Regions from separate parts of the Homo sapiens genome. Here region 2 is linked to region 1. Evidence: read pairs that join two places in POLR2A ChIA-PET (ENCODE). Cell type or tissue: PC-9. All regions are shown on one strand.

Region 1 (4,000 bases):
TGCCTGGGGAGCTCCTTCGCTCCTGGCTGTTTCGAGGGCCCCCAGCCAGCCATGCCTCCCTCTCTCCCCTTGTCCGGGTGAGCTCAGCTCATGCCACTCCCTTGCTCAGAAACCTTCCGTGGCTCCCTCTGCCCATGAAGCAGGCATGGGCTCCTCACTCTGGCACTCCCGGCCTTCTGCAGGATACTTGCCCCTGATGTCGCAGCTGTGTTCAGCACAGTTCCAGGCAGGTTTGATCCCTCCCAGGCTCCTGCACGTGCCCTGCACTTCCCCGGCTCCGGGTGTTGGCTCAGGTGCACCCTCCTCCTCGTCACCTGGCCACGTCCTGCTCATCCTGCCTTCACTGTGGACAGAACGTTTTCCAGGGAGGATCGCCCCCCACTGGGTTCTGTCCTCAGGGAACTGGCTTCCTCGTGGGTGGCACTCTTCCTCCTGGACACACTTGTTCGTGCCATCTCCTTCCCAGCCAGGCATGTGTCAGCCATAGTCACCTGTGTCCCCAGGCCAGGCACAGCACCTGGCATGTGGTAGGTCCCCTCCAGCTGCATCTGGGTGGAGGGATGACGACCCCCCCCACATCTCCCTCGTCGGGAGCACAGGACACCTCTGCCAGCCCCCCTCAGGGCTGCAGTCCTGCCCTCTGACACCTGGCCCCTGCCCTCTGGGCAGCCCCCCTGGGCTTTGGGCCCCCTTTTCCTTTCCCAGGTACCTCATTTAAGGAGCTCCCTCTGGGTGGGGGAGGGGCTGTAATCTGTCTCTGTCTATAGCTGCTGTTGGGCTGGGACGGGAGTGGGGCCAGTGCTTGGCCGCCGGTGCTAAGAGGTTCTCTGAGCAGGGCTTGTGCTCGGGGAGAAATTTACTCCAAATCCTGTGGGCACTCGTGTGTGGGCACGGGAGGTGGTCCCAGAGACCTTCAGATTCCCGCTCGGCTGCACTGGGCAGCGAGCACCCTGAGGAATGCTCCAGGAAAGCCTCCTGCCATGACGGGCTGACAGAACTTTCTCGGTGTCAGCTCTGCAGCCCCCAAGCCGCCCCTCTCCAACACCTGCTCTGGCCTGTCTGCTGTGAGCCACGGTGTGTGAGCCAGCGTGGATGCGTCCTCGGGGGCTCTGAGACAGTGACAGCAGGTGCAGTGGGCCGTGCACCCGGGCCCTGAGTGTGGTCTTGCGTTTCATACTCTCAGCACTCGGTGTCTGGCTGGCGAGTGGCTCTGAGCCCCTCGACGGGATGGTTTCCCAGGAGTGTAGCTCACGGTGCTGCACAAAGTACTCGGTGACTTGCGGGTGTGCGTCTGCCTTTCTGAGAGCCACCGAACCTCATCATGAAACTTCAGGGCTGGGGGGATTTTAGAAGTCTTTTGATCCATTCCCAATTTATATAGGAAGTCATTCATGCAGCCACTATGGGAGTCGTCGCTGTACCTGGGCTTGATTTCCCCTAGGGACTGAGGGCTCACTCCTTGTACGGCAGCGTCTTTGAGAATCAGCCCCCGTGCCGCTGTGGGCCTGAGGTTTGTCTCCAAGGGAATTGCGGTTTTAGGTCCAAGCTCCATGAGCTGACTGCAGTCCTGCCTCTGTATCAAAGTACAGACATTTCCCTCACCTGCTCATTCATTCGGGCAACTTCCATCTGTTCCTATTTCATGCCAGGCATTGGGCCAGGTGCACGCAGGGGCCGCGGTGGTCACAGTTGTAATGTTTCTGCCTTTGGGAGGGGGGTGGTCCTGAGCTCCAGACTTGCTACTGGGGTCCTTGTCTCTGGGAATTTATTCCTTATTTTAAAGGCAAGTGGACAACGACAAGAAAACGGAACACCCCTTTCAGACAGCGTGCTGCAGCCTCCCCAGGAAGTTCCCTCCTGCGGGGTGGGTGGGGAGCCAATGGTGAGGTCTTCTAGGAACGAGGAAGGGCGGGAGGGATGGGAACCTGCTGAAGACCTGGCTCTGGCTCTGGCTCTGGCCCTGGCTGGTCACTTGCATTTTGGGGAATTCCACCCGCTGCTCTCGGGGGGCAGGGCCAGGACCGCCCACGTGGCCGGCTCCCTTGGGTTCCGCTGTGGGCCAGGTCTGGACACTGCGTTTTCTGGACTGAAGTGGGCACTGCTCTCTGGTGGCCAGCACGAGGATTGCAGCACGGCAGGCAGGCGCCGGAGTGGGGGTGGCCAGACCCGTGGAGAGAGGGACTTCCTGACCCCTCATTCTGTCCAGGCTCCAAGGGGAGGCTGTGGCTTAGAGAGGCTGGGGAGGGGGAAGCTTCCCAAGAACAGGGACATAGGTCAGCCCAAGTCTAGGTGGCTCTTATGTGGCCTGATGTGGCTCCCACACACAGGGCTGCTTCCCTCTATTAGGATGTTTAAGAGGGACCACGTGATGGGGTAGAAAGAAGTGGCACCAGCCAGGAGTTTGGGGCTCTTGGCATCATCACTGACGAGGTGTGGCTCTCGGTCAGTGTGTTCCCTTTCCTGCCTCAGTTTCCTCATCTGTCATGCAGAGGTGATGTTTTTCAGCCCTCCTGTCTCGAGGGCGGCCTCCCCGGCAGGATGGAGGAAGAAGGTCCAGAAACGCCCGGTGCCTGGATGCTGGGTGGGGGGTGGGGGGGGGGGTCCCTTGGGGGCTGAGCTCCTGCATGTATGTGCGTGCATGCACACACACGCTCACACACACACACCCTGCACAGCACAGCTTGCTCACACACACAACCACACAGTCAGACACACCCCACCCGGCACAACCTGCTCACATACACACACACAATAACACACACCCAATCACACGCACCCCACTCAGCATAACCTGCTCACACAATCACACACACAATCACACACACCCTACCCAGTACAGCCCACTCAGACACACATGTTCTCACACAATCACTCATACACATACACACCACAGCACAGCCCGCTCACACACACACACACATGCACCCCACCCAGCACAGCTCACTCACACATACACACAATCACACACACATACCCCACCCAGCACAGCTCGCTCACATACCACACACCCCACCCAGTACAGCCCGCTTATACACACAGTCACACACACCCCAACCAGCACAACCAGCTCACACACACAGTCACACACACCCCACCCAGTACAGCCCGCTTACACACACACAGTCACACACACCCCACCCAGCACAACCCGCTCACACACACCCCACACAGTACAGCCCGCTCACACACACATGCTGTCTCACACACACACACCACAGCACAGTCCGCTCACACATGCTCACACACACACACCCCACCCAGCACAGCTCATTCACACACAGTCACACACCCCCCACCCAGCACAGCCCGCTCACATGCACACACACCCCACCCAGTACAGCCTGCTTACACACACAGTCACACACACCCCACCCAGCACAGCCCGCTCACCTCTGCCTCTTGTTTTCAAGGACTTGGCGATGTACATCAATGAAGTTAAACGGGACAAGGAGACCTTGAGGAAAATCAGCGAATTTCAGAGTTCTATAGAAAATTTGGTGAGTGAGACTGACTCTTCAGGCTAGGGAAGGTCGATGAGGACGTACCTATAAAGTCACGTTCACAGCCCCAGTATTGAGTGAGCTCCATGGGCAGCCACACCATGGCTGCCTGTTGAGAGGCTGGTGCCCGGCAACTTCTGAGTTTGATCTCAGACCCCCAGCATCCACGCTTCCTTGCCCACGACAGCCAACCCAAGTGCCCTGTGCACTGAAGACTGCCTGTGCTCGGGGGGAGGGGGACGGGGAGGGGAGGGGACAGGGGAGGGACTGTATTCATTGCCCAGCCCCCCTTCTCCCCCAAGCCTAGACAGAAGACCCCTTCAAGTCCAAGAGGAGAACTGTGTCTCCCAGGGGCAGGAGACGCCCCCTGGTTCGTGGACCCCTGGCCCACCCTCACCTTGACTCTCCCCTCCAGGGGCAATGGACAGGGTTTGGGCCCAGGCTCGGTGGGGCCGGCAGTCGCCTCTGCTCCTCGGACCCCATCAGGCAGGGCTGCCACC
Region 2 (4,000 bases), 81 kb before region 1:
CCCGCAGTTGGGTGAGGCCCGAGGGCACGGGAGGCGTCTGCTATACTCGGCTGCCGACTCAGATGCTGGTCTCCTCTGGAAATGCTGCCCAGCCACTCCGGAGGTAATGTCCTACCTGCCCTCTGGGTACCCCTTAGCCCAGGCAGGATGGTGCCGTAGCATTAGCCACATTAGCCATCACAAACGTCAATTCATTCTATAGCCTCTTGTGCTAGAGGGGACTGGAGCGGGGGCCTCGCGTGTGTTCCTGCGGTGTTTCTCAGCAGGTCCTGGCGCAGGGCAGTTGGTAGCTGAGCTTTTGAAGGGACTGGCAGGGTCAGTCCTGCCGTGCGCTGCAGTGCCGGGCAGTCTGTGCCTCCAAGGGGATCGCCTGTTTCTTTGCTACTTTATCATAGGCCTGCGCCTCCTCCAGGCAGCCCTCACTTCGAGCTGCTCAGACTCTCTGACTACAATTCTGGGTTGCCCAGAGCCTGCCTTTTGTCTGTGGGGCCCCCTCTGCCTGCTCAGGGCCTGCCCTCTGCCTGATGAGCTCCTTAGCCGGCAGAAGGGTGGCCTGTTCCCATCAGCTGTGGATAGCTCCCCGGGGCTGTGGCGCTGGGCTGTGTGGTGGGGGCAGTTGGCTCTGTGAAGCCAGGCCAGGCAGTGGCTGGGGACTGGGTCTGGCCTTGGCACGGAGGGTTCGGCACTCGGCTCTGGCCCTGTGAACCCGGGTTCCCAGCCCACCCTGAGTGACCTCCTGAGCCCCGGCTTGCACACACGTGACCTGAGCGTGGTGAGAGTTCAGAGCTTGGGGGCAGTGAAAGAAACGCAGGTGATCCCGTGAAGCGCTCAGTCTGGGGTCTGCAGCGGGAGAGCCTGTGATTCTGTTTTTATGGTGACCGTCCTCATTCCCACCCTTGTTCTTTCTGGGGCTGCTCTGCCCCGACTGGCTATGGGGCCTTGGATGAGACGCACCCATTTCTAGACCCGTCTTCTCTGTGTGTAAGGTGAGGGTTCTGGACGCATGTTTCCCCCAAGGCCTCTTGCAGCTCGGACCATGCACAGCGCCTGGCTCCATGAGGCCTCCACGCCCCACTTCCTGCCTGGACAGTCTGCAGTTGTGGGCTGGGGAGGGAGATGGATCCTAGGGTCCCACATGGGAATCTGCCTGTGTAGACGCCTGTGTTCCAGCCCCTTGGTTCACTGTCTCCACCTCTGGGAAGAGGGAAGGGTCCAAGGAAGAAGCAGCGCAGGAGGTTCTTGGAGGGGGCAAGACATCTGTGTAGAGAGTGGGGTGGTGTGGGGGAGGCCAGAACCCCTCCCTCCTGCCCTTGAGGTGCTGTTCCCATAACCCCACCTTGGCCTCAAGGTCTGGGCGGGTACCTTGAGCTTCCTGTGGGATTCTTGTACCTTGGAGGCAGTGACTCACGCGCTAGGCAGCAGATCTGTGTCATGGTCTCCGGCCTTGCCTCTGATTAAAGAGGGACTGATGCGGCTCGTCTGCAGCCTGGGTCTGGGATGCCTCCCACACTGGAACCCACCTTTATCCCCGCTTTTTCCTGGTGGACAGGGGAGGGAGGCGCCATCTGTGCCTGGCTCCTGCAGCCACAGCAGCGCTGAGTGATGCCCAGGAGGGGCTGGGGAGTGTCTCTGGGAATGAGAGAGCAGCATTCGCAGACAGTGAGTGGCCCAGCCTGCCCAGCCAGTCTTGCTGGGACAGGTTTACTGGCCTTGCAGGCTGCAGGCCCCCACTCAGAAACCTTGCTTTCATGCCTGGAGGCTGTGGTTTGTCCCTCAGCTTCAAATCCAGGATGGATAGCCGGCCCTCCAGGGCAGGGCGGCGTGGAGAGCCGGGCTCTGCTGCCAGAGGCACCAGCTGTCTGCCCCAGCCCCGGTGACTCCTCCTCAGAAAGGGGAGAGCCACAGAACCATCTCGTGGGGGGTTTTGAGGGAATAAAATGAAATAAACCTGGGAAAGATCTGGCAGGCAGGAGGCCTAGACGGTGGTTAGCTGTCCTGGAGGACGCCGTGTCTGGGAGAGACGAGCCTCAGGCTCCAAACAGGAACCCCTCGTTCTAGGCTGGGCCCTGCCTGGAAGTTGCTGGGTGGGCTTGTGAAGCTCTTGCATCTTCCCAGCTGGGTTTTAGGTTTCCCATCTCAAAATTGGAGAATTTGGACCAGATGGCTGCTAAGCTGCTTCCATGAAGGACGGGAAATTCCCCCCAACAGCCCCTGACCCCCGACTGATTCCTGTAGAGTTTCCTGGTGGGGAGCAGCTGCCGCCTGATGCAGCTGCCTCATGCAGCTTGCCCAGCCCTGGGACACAGGGCTTCCGTGCTGGCATTAGGAACAGTGGGCAGTCAGTGTTCAGGGGACCTGAGGCTATTGGTCCAGGCGTTTCCCAGGGCAGTGCCGCTCCTGTCTTGGGTGCTGATTGCTTTCACAGGCAGCGTCTGCCCGGAGCACTGTGCAGAGACAGCTGCAGAGGCCAGTGTCTTCAGCAGGGGCATGGTGACCAGCTAGTGACTCCACCGTGAGCACAGTGGGACTGGGAGTGTGGCAGGACGCCCTTTGCCATCTGTATGTCTTGCGGTTTCCTTATTCCACACACAGGGAAACCGAGGCCCAGAGAGGAGTGGCTGAGATCGTCCGTGGCAGGCTTAGGACTTGATCCCAGCTCTGGCGTAATGTCCTGGTCTGAGCCTCTGTACTGTTTTGCTCAGGATCTCAGATTAAATTGCAGCTTCCCTCACATGCCCAGCACAGAGCAGGCACTCAGCTAACATGTGAGCCCAGTTGCTGTTGTGTGTTTTCCTGTCTTCCTTCCTCCCTCCCCCACCCCCCCGCCCCCTCCCTCTGTCGCCCAGGCTGGAGTGCAGTGGCTCAAGCTTGGCTCACTGCAACCTCCGCCTCCTGGGTTCAAGCAATTCTTCTGCCCCAGCCTCCCAAGTAGCTGAGATTACAGGTGCACACCACCACACCTGGCTAATTTTTGTATTTTTAGTAGAGATGGGGTTTCACCACGTTGCCCAGGCTGGTCTAGAACTTCTAGCTTCAAGTGATCTGCCTGCCTCTGCCTCCCAGAGTGCTAGGATTACAGGCGTGAGCCACCCCCTTGTGTGCTTTTCTGTCCACCCATCTGCCCCGCTTCTTGAGCGGTAGACTCTGTCTTAGTCAAGAAGCTCCCAGAGCCCCATGGTTGGAGTGGCCGCCTGGAGAGGACGTGCTGCCCCGGATACTCCACCAGCTTACGCCTCCTCCTGTGCTCCAGGAGGCCACCTGGGCCCACTTCTCCCTTCCAGCCTCTTCTCTCCCCGGGTCCCAAGGTGCACAAAGCGACTCTGACCCCCGGGGCTTCCCTGCCAGCCTTCCTGCCTCTGCTCCAGGCTTTGGGTTTCCTCTGGAGGTGTCGGGAACTGGGCCTAGGACCCCGACCCTTCAAGCCGAGGAGAGGCTGTGCCCCCACATGCTGGTTGGGGCAGCTGGGCCAGTGTAGCTGACTGCAGTGGGGAAAAGACGGTGCGCGGAGTGAGGACGCCATCAGCCCTTTTCCTCTAGCCTGGCCACACCATGGCAGAGAAGAGGGGGAAGTTAGACTCGCAGTCACCCACCCAGCACAGCCATGGAAACATGGAGGACGTGGGTGCTGGGAGCCGAGCATGCAGGGAGGAAGCCAGGGCTTGCAGTTTTCTTTGGGGCTGGCCCCTGCCCCTGCCCCTTTCTTCTCTTCCCTCTTGGGGTCGGCCAGGTCACTGACGCCCTGGTTCACATACGATCAGTCTCCCCACATCCCTGGCCCTGGCCAGTGTCCCGTTCACAGCTATGCCATCTCTGGGGGCTTCTCAGCCACCCCCTTGAGGAGCTCACAAGGATTTTCAGGTCTGCCCTCTGTGCCAGTGCCTGAGAGTCCTGGATGTGATTCCAGCTGGGAGAACCTTCCAGACTAGAATCCCAACATTTCATTCCCAGTGGGGCAGACACTCAGAGGAAGGGTGGAGCGATGACCCCATGGAGCCAGGGT

The links. ChIA-PET counts read pairs that join two places held together with the same protein. Peaks named below come from ENCODE experiments on the same cell type or tissue, not always from the same donor. Only the 100,000 strongest peaks of a DNase experiment are listed, where the experiment ranks them.
Region 2: POLR2A ChIA-PET joins it to region 1 with 12 read pairs; 3 of 35 experiments call an interaction of 5 or more read pairs at or near these places.

The regions. Positions count from the first base shown.
Region 1 is chr9:133,791,280-133,795,279 of GRCh38, reverse strand. It overlaps VAV2 (vav guanine nucleotide exchange factor 2), which reads left to right. Exons shown (of 30, transcript NM_001134398.2): 13 at 3,411-3,497. Among named protein-coding and RNA genes, the nearest start is that of SARDH, 55 kb to the right of the region's middle. RefSeq lists an enhancer at 2,212-2,261. In PC-9, CTCF peaks have their summits at 1,943 and 2,142 (motif pointing left); no DNase peak of the experiment used is centred here.
Region 2 is chr9:133,871,932-133,875,931 of GRCh38, reverse strand. The region is part of intron 2 of VAV2 (vav guanine nucleotide exchange factor 2); the gene reads left to right. Among named protein-coding and RNA genes, the nearest start is that of VAV2, 120 kb to the left of the region's middle. RefSeq lists enhancers at 785-1,984, 2,981-3,481, 3,482-3,982. In PC-9, no CTCF peak of the experiment used is centred here; DNase peaks (open chromatin) are centred at 1,421, 1,511 and 2,331; H3K4me3 peaks cover 1,037 bases; H3K27ac peaks cover 3,987 bases.